2 separate regions of the Homo sapiens genome follow, and region 2 is linked to region 1. The links are chromatin loops, found by intact Hi-C in ENCODE. Cell type or tissue: chondrocyte. All regions are shown on one strand. Each heading gives the region's core, and the rest is flanking DNA. Links, peaks and the distances in the headings are about the cores only. Region 1 holds the start of GAREM1 (GRB2 associated regulator of MAPK1 subtype 1). Region 2 overlaps GAREM1 (GRB2 associated regulator of MAPK1 subtype 1).

Region 1 (5,379 bases), core at 171-5,170:
TTCCACCCCTTTAAACTTTCAGTTTAATGAAGCTTTTGAGTGGCTTTTACACCACATGCAGCAATGCTCTCTGCCTAGCTAGCAAATGTGGCAGTGTGCAGAGATGAGAGAAGGTAGGAAAAGGTAAGGACTCACAATCTGCCAATATACACAATTTTGGAGGAGGAAATGAAACGCTGTGAATACAAACACACACACCAGTTCAGGTCTGCAGATGCTATTTAAAGCACACAACATTTTCCCACCCCCACTCGAAGCAGAAACGCCTCAACACACCACCTGTGCGTCCCCCCCCCCCGCCCCCACCCCACCGCTTCAACAGCTACTGTGATCTGCACTTCATTACTAGTTTTAAAACTTCCAGCTTATTCCCAATGCACCCTACTACTACCAACAATCAAACGAGGATAGCAAGCAAGCCAAGATTGTTTTCCAGCCTTCACGAACTTTCCTGCATCTATTTTTCACATCAGATATACAAATGTCTAATCAAACCCCACAGATAAGAAACAGAATAAAAACTCCTTTGTGTATGTATACATCTCACGTTACCCACTCTTCTACCCCAGGAAACAAGGAGTAACCCTAGTGCCTGTGACTCGAAATGACATCTTTCTGCTTAGTGTTCTTCTGACCTGGCCTGTGTAGTCACAGCTCTGCCTGCCTGCCAGCCTGGGCCCGTGTACTTCCACAGCTGCCCCACAGCAGGGCAGGCTTCTTTCTGCAAACAGTCTAAAATCGCATGACGCCAAAGCCCACTGAAGTTATGATGAAAACAAGAGAAGACCAAACACACCTAAATTGCCACCTTACGTGTCATCACTCTCCAACTGAAAGGTGTCTACTTGCTTGACAGTATGCGCAACTATGTGTTTGCAGCTGTCACACCGCAGAATAAACAGTTGGAGGAAGGAGTTGGGTGGGTTTCTGGTGGTCAGTTTCAGGAAATACACCCTTCTTAGTTCTGAGCTCAGGTTCCGAATCAATACGTTTTGGAGACTTATTTTTTTTTCCAGACTGGAAATGCGCTAAACCTAATAGTTAACCTTAAGCATGCCATCACTTCTGCTGAAAACATTTTCTACACACAGCCCCAAATTACTTTCAGTTGGGTTAAACAAAACAGACAAGCTGTAATACAAGGTCTCTGAGAAATGTGATCCTTTTCAATGGTCACCCAGGAGCTTTTCCTTTAAATCTGTTTGGCGGGGGATGGGGGAGATAGGGAGGAGAGCACCCAAATTAAGATGCCACCCGGAGCACAATGATATTCTCAAGAAAGTTGCCTAAGATAACTCTTCAGGGTTTCCCTGGTTGAGTAATTCTTGCAGGAGGGTGGGGAGGGATATCTGGCGTCCAAGATTACGATCTGCAGAGGTCTCCCTATGTTGACTTTTTTTTTAGGGCGTCCTTTTTAATTATACTGCAAGGACTCTGATTTCCACCTCCTTGTCTGCTGCTGGGGGGAGTTGAGAGCAACGCGCCAGGGCTGCGGCAGCCGCTCGGGCCAACTCCGGCGCTCAGGGGCGGGCAGCCCACTCCCCGCGGGTCCCACCCTCTCCAGCACACGCGCGCACACCCGCGTGGAGACGGCTGTCCTCGCCCGTCTGCCCCGCGCCCCAGCTGGGACTCACCGTTGTCCAGGCGCGCGATCTGGGGCAGCCGGTAAGTGCTGACCAGGAGGTCGAGCGGCACGGCCACCGAGCTCCACTTCACATCCTTGAGGCTGCAGCCCAGCGAGGGCGCCGGGTCCATCTTCCCCGAAGCCTCCTGTCCCGCGCTCCCCCGCCGCCGCCACCGGCACCACCCGCGCCTCGGCGGCCGCCGCTGCTCGCGCTCGCGGTCTGGGGCGCGCGGGAGGCGCCGGGCAGCTCCGGCCGCGGGCAGCCGGGGGGGCGCGGCGACTGGGGCGGCCCGGAGGGAGGGGGCCGGCGCCCGGCTCAGCTGCCGCTGCGGGGCATGGCTGGGGCGCCCCGCGTGCCCTCACGCCCGGAGAAGACTCAGAGCAGCCGCGCGGCTGCGGGCGGCGGCGGCGGCCCGGGTGGCTGCGGCGGCTCCCGCTCCGCCTCCTCCTCTGGCCCTGGGTCTGCAGCTGCGGCGGCCGCCCGCTCGCCTCCTCCTCCTCTTACCCCTCCTTCCCTCCGCCTCGAGCGTGTGAGGAGGAGCCGCGGGTCTGAGAAACGCCATAGCAGCGCTCCCAGCACTGACTAATCAACAAGGTGCGAGCAACGCCTGCGCAGCTCTGGGAGACACCGCCTCCGCCTCCCAGGCGCCGCCCGCTCCGCCCCCAGCTCGGCCTCCGCCTCCCGCAGCTCCCGCGGCCCGGCAGGCTCGCGTCAGCTCCCCGGCCGGGGCCGCCAGCGCCCGCGGCTCGGCGCGCTCCGCAAGCTTTAGCTCTCGCTCCCCCGTCCGACCACTCGGGCGCCCTGCAGTCTCGCCGGGTGCTGCTGCGCGCCCCGGCTCCTTCCCCGCCCAGGCCCGTCCCCGGAGCCCGGGAATTGCCGAGCGAGCTCAGGTATCGCTCCCTGAGTCGTGGTGTCGGGCACCGTCCGCCTCCACTCCCATCCTGGCAATGCGGTGGCTAAATACAAGGCACAAAAGATACCTTTAGTGGCGCTCCCTCTTGCTTCCCGGTGACCCAGACTTTGGTCAGAAGAGTACCACAGCCCAACGGGGCTGCGGACGGCAGGCGTGGAGCACGCCTTGGCGTTTCCCCTCAACCCTACTCCTCTACCATCGGAGCTGGAAATGACTCCCAACAGTCTCAGCTTTGGCTACTAGATAAGATAAAAAGGGCAAAGCACCGAAAAGCGGAAAGGTGGTGGGTGATGAGTACCCACATACAGGAAGGTGGCCATTCGGTCTAGGACCTTCACTGAGTGAACGAGCTGCTGGAGGCGACGGGAGTTGATGAGGCCACCAAACACCGTAGACACGGAGATGGGAAGGGAAAACTAGGTTACTGGGAGGCTGCTGGGGTCAGCTGTTCTCACCCGCTTTTCCCATTCAGTTCTCTTCTCATCTTAAAGGTTGGGATCATTCTCGTTTTCTAGGTATATGTACCAAGACATTAGGTAGTTTGGCAAGATTTTATAACTCGTAGATGGCCGTGCTGGGATTCAAACCTACAGTTTGCTTTGCATGATCAATCATTCTCTGTCTCTCCCGATGTTTGACACGGCCTGCTCACTGTGGACAGAGCTCAGAATATAAAGGTGGCATGTCCTGCCTTGTATGCTAATCTGCTTTCTTTCTTTCTGTCTTTCTTTCTCTTTCTTTCGCTTGCTTAACATTTTGTTAAAATAGCAGAGGTGAGTGGTTGCTAAGGTTGCGTATCTGCTCTGTTTTCAACACGTATTCAATGTTCAGTGCTTGATAAGGTACAGCAAGTACCCGCTTCGCCAGCCCAAGGGGACTTGAAAACATCCCGCTGCCTTTTCGTGGCCTGGCTTAAAAGGTCTGTGCTAATAAACCACTCCATTAACATTTGAAGAAAAACACAGATTCTTCTACACCCACCTTCCTGATCCTCTCACTTTGAAGCATTAGCGATAATTTTCACAAAATTCATCTGAAAGTTTTGACCTTTGGGTCATTCACATTGATTTTTTGAAAAAGTCTTGGAAAAAAGTGGGAAGTATTTTACTATAGAGTGTATGCAGAATCAGAAGTCCATAAAGTTCTAAGAATTGCTCACATAGAGTGTTTCGGCCGGGCGCGGTGGCTCACGCCTGTAATCCCAGCACTTTGGGAGGCCGAGGCGGGCGGATCACCTGAGGTCAGGAGTTTGAGACCAGCTTGGCCAACGTGGTGAAACCCCGTCTCCCGTCTCTACTAAAAATACAGAAAGTTAGCCGGGCGTGGGGGCAGGTGCCTGTAATCCCAGCTACTCAGGAGGCTGAGGCAGGAGAATCGCTTGAACCCGGGAGGCGGAGGTTGCAGTGAGCCGAGATCGTGCCATTGCACGCTGGCCTGGGCAACAAGAGCGAAACTCTGTCTGAAAAAAAAAAGTTTCAAAACTTTAAAGATTTAAGTGCCAGCTAATTTCTTTTTCTGAATAATTAATCACTTCTGGAAATAAAGCTCAGAATCCAAAAATGACATAGGAAACATCTAAGATTGGGCAGGGTCAAGGGTCTTTCAACCTGTAAGTAGATCCTAAACCCTTATATGGTAGGCTGATTTTTAAAAAAATGACTTTGTTACTTTTATATTCTCTTTAAAAGCTTCAGAGAATAAGAGAAGTAGTTTCCTCTCACAAAAGGACTGGTGACTTTTGACCTAAAGACAAGATAAAAAGTAAAAAGATTAATGTAATCAACTTTTTAAAAATCAATAAAGGACTTACATTAGATCTGTTATTGCTGACCTTGCAGAAAAGGTTTTATTTCAATCTTGAGTATTAAAAGGAAGAAATTTTAGTGAGCTGCAAATTCTTAGTAAGTTTCATGTCCTGGAAGAACTCTTACAGAAGGATTTTATTTGTGAGATGGAGAGTTTTGGTTAAACTGCCGAAAACAAAAACAAAAAGCAGTTGAGAGGGGTAATCTTTCAGTCTGGCTGAACTGTACTTCCAAACATGTTTCTTAAGGTTGTTGGAACAATGCAAACTGTGTATACAAAAGCATTACAACTTGGTGCAGGGGCAAAGCTTACAGGACTTTGAAGTTTATGAAAAGGAACATCCAAGAAAAGTTTTCTTTAAGGCAACAATTGATGCACTGGTCCCTTGTTCCTACTAAGTACCTTTACAAACTGAGATTTGTGAATTAAAATATCAGCTCCAGAGCCAGATGGCTTGGATTTGATTAGTGGCTCTGCTTCTATTTAATGTCATGGGAAACTTGCTGTTTCCTCCTCTGAAAAATGAAGATAATAATAGTACTCATCTCATAGGGTTGATATGAGAATTTAATCATTTAATATACATTTAGCATTTAGAATAGTGCCAGATGCATAGGAAGTGCTATGGAAGTATTAACATTTGCTATTATTATTAAAAACCATTGGCTTTAAAGGGCAAAATTTATAGAAAAGATGAAGAGATAAATGCTGACGATTTGAATAGATTTGAAAAATAAGAAATGATTAGATTTGGGAAAATAGTTATATCAGGCAAGGAGTAGAAGAACACTTTTTAAATGACAAACCTAGCTGGGGGACTTCATTGCAAATCTAGAGTCTGTGGGGTTAATTTATTCCACAGTGAACCCGCCTCCTACCCAGCAGACCCAGGCAGTGATCATGAAGACTCTGTATATGCTATTGATAAGCCCAAAGGTGAATCAGGTAAATGACACTACAGGACTCAAGTGACAGACACTTGCCAGCTTCCTAACTGTGAGTCTACTGTTTATACATGCATAACTTGTTAATTCT
Region 2 (5,379 bases), core at 91-5,090, 88 kb before region 1:
TTGAGAATTGTTTTTCTTAAATAAGGAGGTAAGAGAGTTAAAAACTGTGACAAATTCCTTAATAGATGTTTTGATCCTAACAAGTCAACCTACCAAACACATATTCTCCCACACAGATGAATTTGTCATAGTACTGAAAATATACAGCCAGAATATTTCATTCATCAGACTTTTCTAGATTTTTATATATAGAACAAAGAATTCCTCCTACTAGATGCAGAAAACAAGTAATTGCCAAATATACGTAAAACTATCAAATCTTTATGGTATCAATCTTTTAGAGCCTGAGACTTTTGTGCACCATTTTTCTCCATCACATAATCTTTTACTCCAAATACACTTCTCTGTGGAACTCCTATCTCTTACATATCTGGCAAGCCCAAGAACTAAAAGGACATTCTTGCCATCTAGAGGTCCAATATCTGACAAGATAGGAAACATCTCTGCTAGAAAGCCCTGAGAGTCCCAAAAGATAACAAAGAGGTTTTTTGTTGTTGTTGTTTTCTTACTCTATTTCTTATTAGGAAGAACCTGAAAAATTCTTCCTTTAATAATAAACAGAGTAAGAAAAAGTGTGCAAAAGCAAGTGCCTGTGCTAAGAAGGTTAATTTTAAAAAATGTTTCCTTAAAAGCTAGGGGAAAAAGTTTTAAAAATTTCTCAGAATTATCTTTTGCTCCCTTTTCCTCATTCCTCTTACCTAAGTATCGTTTTTTTCCTCTTGAACATCTCCCTCCCAGCCTAGATCAGGTGTTCATTATCTTTTATCAGGTCTATCTTAAAAACTTCCTAACTAGTTCTTCTACCTGCAATTTCTCACCATCTTCTCATCCTCCACTCCTGACCAATTTAACTCACCTGCAGGGGAGGGAGGACACTTGCCTTCACTTAATCTTTCTAAAAAGCAGATTCTGGGAGGAACTCCCCAGGGCACAGAGATTATAGTTCCCATTATTCAGTCTGGAATTTGCTCCAAACTAGGTTTCTAACTTCATCTCCTAAATACTCCTTCCCCTCTATCCCAGAGCCATTTGTTACCTTCAGGAATGGTGCCTGGTACTTTATCTAGAACGCCCTTAACCTCGTTCACCTGAAGGCCTCCCACTCCTAGACAGCTGTCAGAACTACCTACTCAACAATTCCATGGCATTTTGCTTGCACCTGTTAGAGCACTCACAATCACCATTCCTGGTCAATGTCTCAGAGCTGTACCTGCCTGACTGGAGGGAATTAAGAGACCTGACTTGTTCTCCAGGTAGTTCTCAGGCATCTTTGATGTTTCTCCTTTAAAGAAGAATCCATTTCAGTTGGGTTAAAATTATTTATTGAGTCCTTAAACTATTCAAGGCTGTGTTAGATGCTGTATGAGATAGGACTGTCCTCAAGGAGCCTTTAGTGGTGGGAAGAGTGACAGCAAGACAAACAGTCATGGGTGCAAATTGTTACAGGGATTCTGAAGGGGAAGGATCTACCTGGTGAGAAAGATTAGGAAAAGCTTCTTGAAGAAGGTGGTAAAAATGAGGCCGGATTTCACTATTCTTCTTCTTGAGGAAGGTGGTGGTGGTTGGGGCAGGATTTCTCTATTGGGTGGTGGCTATGAGGTGTGAGCCCTCCAAGCAGTAGACACAGGCGGGAACAAGGCAGGGCAAAGCCTACCTGAGCAACAACCAACAACCTGGTGTGGCGAGTGCCTGCTGGGTTGTCTGCTGGAGGATGATGCTTGTAGTCAAAGGAACACCAGACCTCAAAAAGGCCCAGCGTTAGACCAGAGTTTATACTCACGTGGGAAACATCTCTGAAAACTCCTGGCTAGCTGGTAAAATAACAGAGCTGTACTTGAAAAAAATAATAATCTGACAGTAACATAGATGACTGATTGGAGGAGGAAAGGGAGGCACCTTGCTCTTTAGAGCAAGGGAGACACAGTCACTGTAGGCTGGAAAGGAGGAGCAGTTTTGATAGGAATTGTGTGGAAAGAGGATCAACAAGACTCGCTGCATAATTACTCTGTGGGTCAGGAGGAAAGGACCCTAGGTGGACAGAGAACTGGGACTCCCACACGAGGGGACCAGTTTTATTAAAGGAAAAGAGTTGGGACTATAAAATGTTATGAAGGTCTATAAGAAAAAATGTAATTGCCACTGAGAAACGTATGGAATGTAGAAGGCATGAATGGAAAAACGGAATCTTTCTCATGTCTATGTGTCTACTGCATTTGGTTTACCTACAATGATTTTTAACATCTAAAAAATAAAAGCTCTGTGTTTATTTTGCTTGTCTCACACTCACGCATTGGCTTGACTCACTATTAGGGACAAACCCTACGGTGTTCTGTAAACCAGTTCTAACATGTTGGAGGCCCTGTGTAATGTATACCTCACCAAAAATCAACACAGACACGTCTGAATCATCTACCCTCTTGCTCCAGATATCAGAAAAGTTCACATGGTACACATAGTTTTGTTGTTTTCCTGTTGCAGTACACTCAACAACTACAGAAATGGGTCAGGGTTAACAGAAAGCCAGCACAAGACTTCCCTGGATAGTGACTCACAAAGGCAAGTGATTCCAAGCCTAAGAAATGGAGCAGAGTGACTTCAATTCAGGAAGTTTTGCTAGCACTGCAATCAGTTTTGGAACCCATGAAGTCTGTTTTCCACAAATAGAAAAAGCTCAAAGAAATTCCTAAAAAAGAACCTTTTAAAAGGTCACACTACTTCTTAGAGGTACAAATCCAATATGGAAATCAAATTATGAAGTGAGACAAGCACTTTCCCACCCATGCTATAAACACTCCATTAACAGTGTGGTCACAGGCAGCTTGTTTAAACTTTCCACCTGATGTTAATCATATTATCTCATAGGTTAAATTATATTTGAACTGGCGTTAGCCCTTTCAAGTAACCAACTTTCCACTGAGTACCTAAATGTAAGTATAAAGAAATGGAAAACAGTAGCCTAGGAGTTTTGAACCCCATCCCTGTTTTGTGCTACAATTTTTGTGGGTTTTTTTTTAATACTATACTTTCTGTTTGTAGATTCAGTAAATAATTTGCAAGGATTCTGAGTAAACAGGCTGAAATGTGAAAATAGCAATCAAAGGACTCTAAAATTTTTAGAGCTTTACTAGCATTTATAGAGCAATCTAGAAAAGCCACATAGTATGACACCAAATAATTCTGCAATGTATTTGCTCATATTCTCCCTTTCCATATCTCTCATAAAGCTCTTATTTTAAGAAAATAATTTTTTTAAAAGTTCCTTTATTTCCAAGTTTTACATACACCTATCCAAACTTTACCCCCCTTTAATAATTAAATCACTACCATCAACTGGGTCAGTCGCTAGAAACCAGCCACAGCTGGGAGCAATCAGGTTTCCATAAGAAGCCATGAGCTGGAAGCTTCTACCACATGGTGAAAACAACATCATTTCTTCCTGAATTCACCCTTCACTGTGTTGTTGCCACAAACATTTAACACTGGAACAAAACGACCCAGTGAAAGATGAACTTTCACCCCTAGAAAAATTAATTAAGACTGTAAATAGGATTCAAGGATGGAGGCAGAGTGGTTTTGATAAAAATGCCATATAAGAGTTCAACTATACAATTTATTTTGCCACTGGTGGTTGTGCTGAGTCAATTTTTTCCTTTTTATTACAATAATTCCCAAACACATGGAAAATTCGGGTAATGAACACCCATATACCTTTTACCTAGATTTAACAACTTAGTTTGCCAGAGTCATCTATTTTTTATGTCCACTTTTGCTCGAGCATTTTATAATCACATTTCACCCTTAAATAATTCAGTATGTCTCCCTAAAAAGTGAGGATATTTTCCCTCATACTATAATACATTGATTACAAATAACAAACTCACAATAATTCCCTAATCATCTCATCATGAAATCCATTCATATTCAAATTTCCTTGAGTTATTATTAAGCAATGTGAAGTAGGACTAGAAAGCTATACTGAAGATTGGTGACAATCTTCAATCCATTCTTGTAGCAAAGACACTTAGATAATCTCTTCATCTTTGTTTTGAGTTAAAATATGAGTGTGAATACCAATGTGTGAAAGATACATTTACCCTCTATCTGACCACAAAAACTATGTTACAGCAGCTATGAAATTTAAGTAATGGAGAGAGGAAGAGAATAACATTTTTGACTCTTGAGGAAAAAAATGGTAGAGACAATTTCCTAGACAGCAGACTAATATACTACTTAATTACTTTCTCTCTTTTTCCTTTTCTGAATCATTTCCCTTAGTCTAGAAAGATTTCTCAGATTCCATTATACTTAAAAATATGAAATACTGGAGAGCTGATTTCACTCCTATGTCCTCTTTCTTGGCTTCCCTTTTTTTTTTTAAATAAAATTTTTATATTTACTTTGCTCCCCCCAAATCAAATGTCACTGGTTTCCCTTTAGTACAAAATATCTTGGCAAAAATAGTTGATCCTTCCTTGCTGTCTACCTTTCACTCATTTTTAACTCTCTTTTGTAATCTAATTTTCCTCAGTTTCCTTACTTGAAACTGCCCTGTTGAACATCACCCATTTCCTTCTTCAACACTTAAAAGACTCTTTCCCCAGGCCTCCTGCCTCTGATCTGATCACCCCCCTAGGCCCAGCAGCTGTCCCCTCTGAGGCTCCAGGGGCTCCCCTGGAATCTCTTCCCAGAAATTTACTGAGCAAGGGGAATGTCACCTGTATGCAGATGACTTGTAAATCTGAAAAAGTCAAGTCTTATATATCTACTTAATTTTTTCCTAGAGTCAGAATACAAGTAGGGAGCTACTGTGAAAGGAAGAAAAGTGAAAGCTTTACCCAGCTTATTGGCTAATTCTAACAGATCTCTCCTCTCTAGGATGACTTCCAAGTAAAAGTGCCTCCTAGCACTTTCCAGGGAATAGTGGAGACGGGGGCAGGCTCTGAAGCCACATATCCTGGGTTCAAATCACACTTATTAACTGTGTATTATTACAAACACTTAACATCTCTAAACCTCAGCTTGTACTTGTATGAAATATAGATAATAGCACCCATTTCATGAGTTTGTTGTGAAAGTCACATGAAAAAATAAAAGTAAAATGCTGAGTTAACGAAGTGCCCAAGAAATGGTAAGCACTAAATAAATTTTAGTTATTGTTAACTATAACCTAAAAATTCAGTCATCAAAAATGGTTATTTTTTAGATCTATAACATTTCTTAATGGCAAAAAATGGCTGAGATAAATGTTCCTCAGCATACTTTATTAGTTCTGAGGACTTTTGAAAAGAAAGTTTGGTTATTTTCCATTTCGTCACATAAGCTTTATCCCATATAACAGGGAAAGTACACAAAGTGTTGTTCAACACTAGTAGTTACTTT

What was found. A loop is a pair of places that touch in the nucleus more often than their neighbours do. Peaks named below come from ENCODE experiments on the same cell type or tissue, not always from the same donor. Only the 100,000 strongest peaks of a DNase experiment are listed, where the experiment ranks them.
Region 2: a loop joins it to region 1, with 2.2 times the contacts of the local background. A loop is called at or near these places in 29 of 110 quality-filtered maps.

Annotation. Positions count from the first base shown.
Region 1 is chr18:32,468,674-32,474,052 of GRCh38, forward strand. GAREM1 (GRB2 associated regulator of MAPK1 subtype 1) reads right to left here and starts at 2,209. Exons shown (of 6, transcript NM_001242409.2): 1 at 1,635-2,209. The coding sequence starts at 1,755. RefSeq lists a silencer at 1,964-2,483. In chondrocyte, for the core only: CTCF peaks have their summits at 715, 939, 2,437 and 2,649; DNase peaks (open chromatin) are centred at 1,588 and 2,298.
Region 2 is chr18:32,380,817-32,386,195 of GRCh38, forward strand. The region is part of intron 2 of GAREM1 (GRB2 associated regulator of MAPK1 subtype 1); the gene reads right to left. Among named protein-coding and RNA genes, the nearest start is that of GAREM1, 87 kb to the right of the region's middle. In chondrocyte, for the core only: no CTCF peak of the experiment used is centred there; no DNase peak of the experiment used is centred there.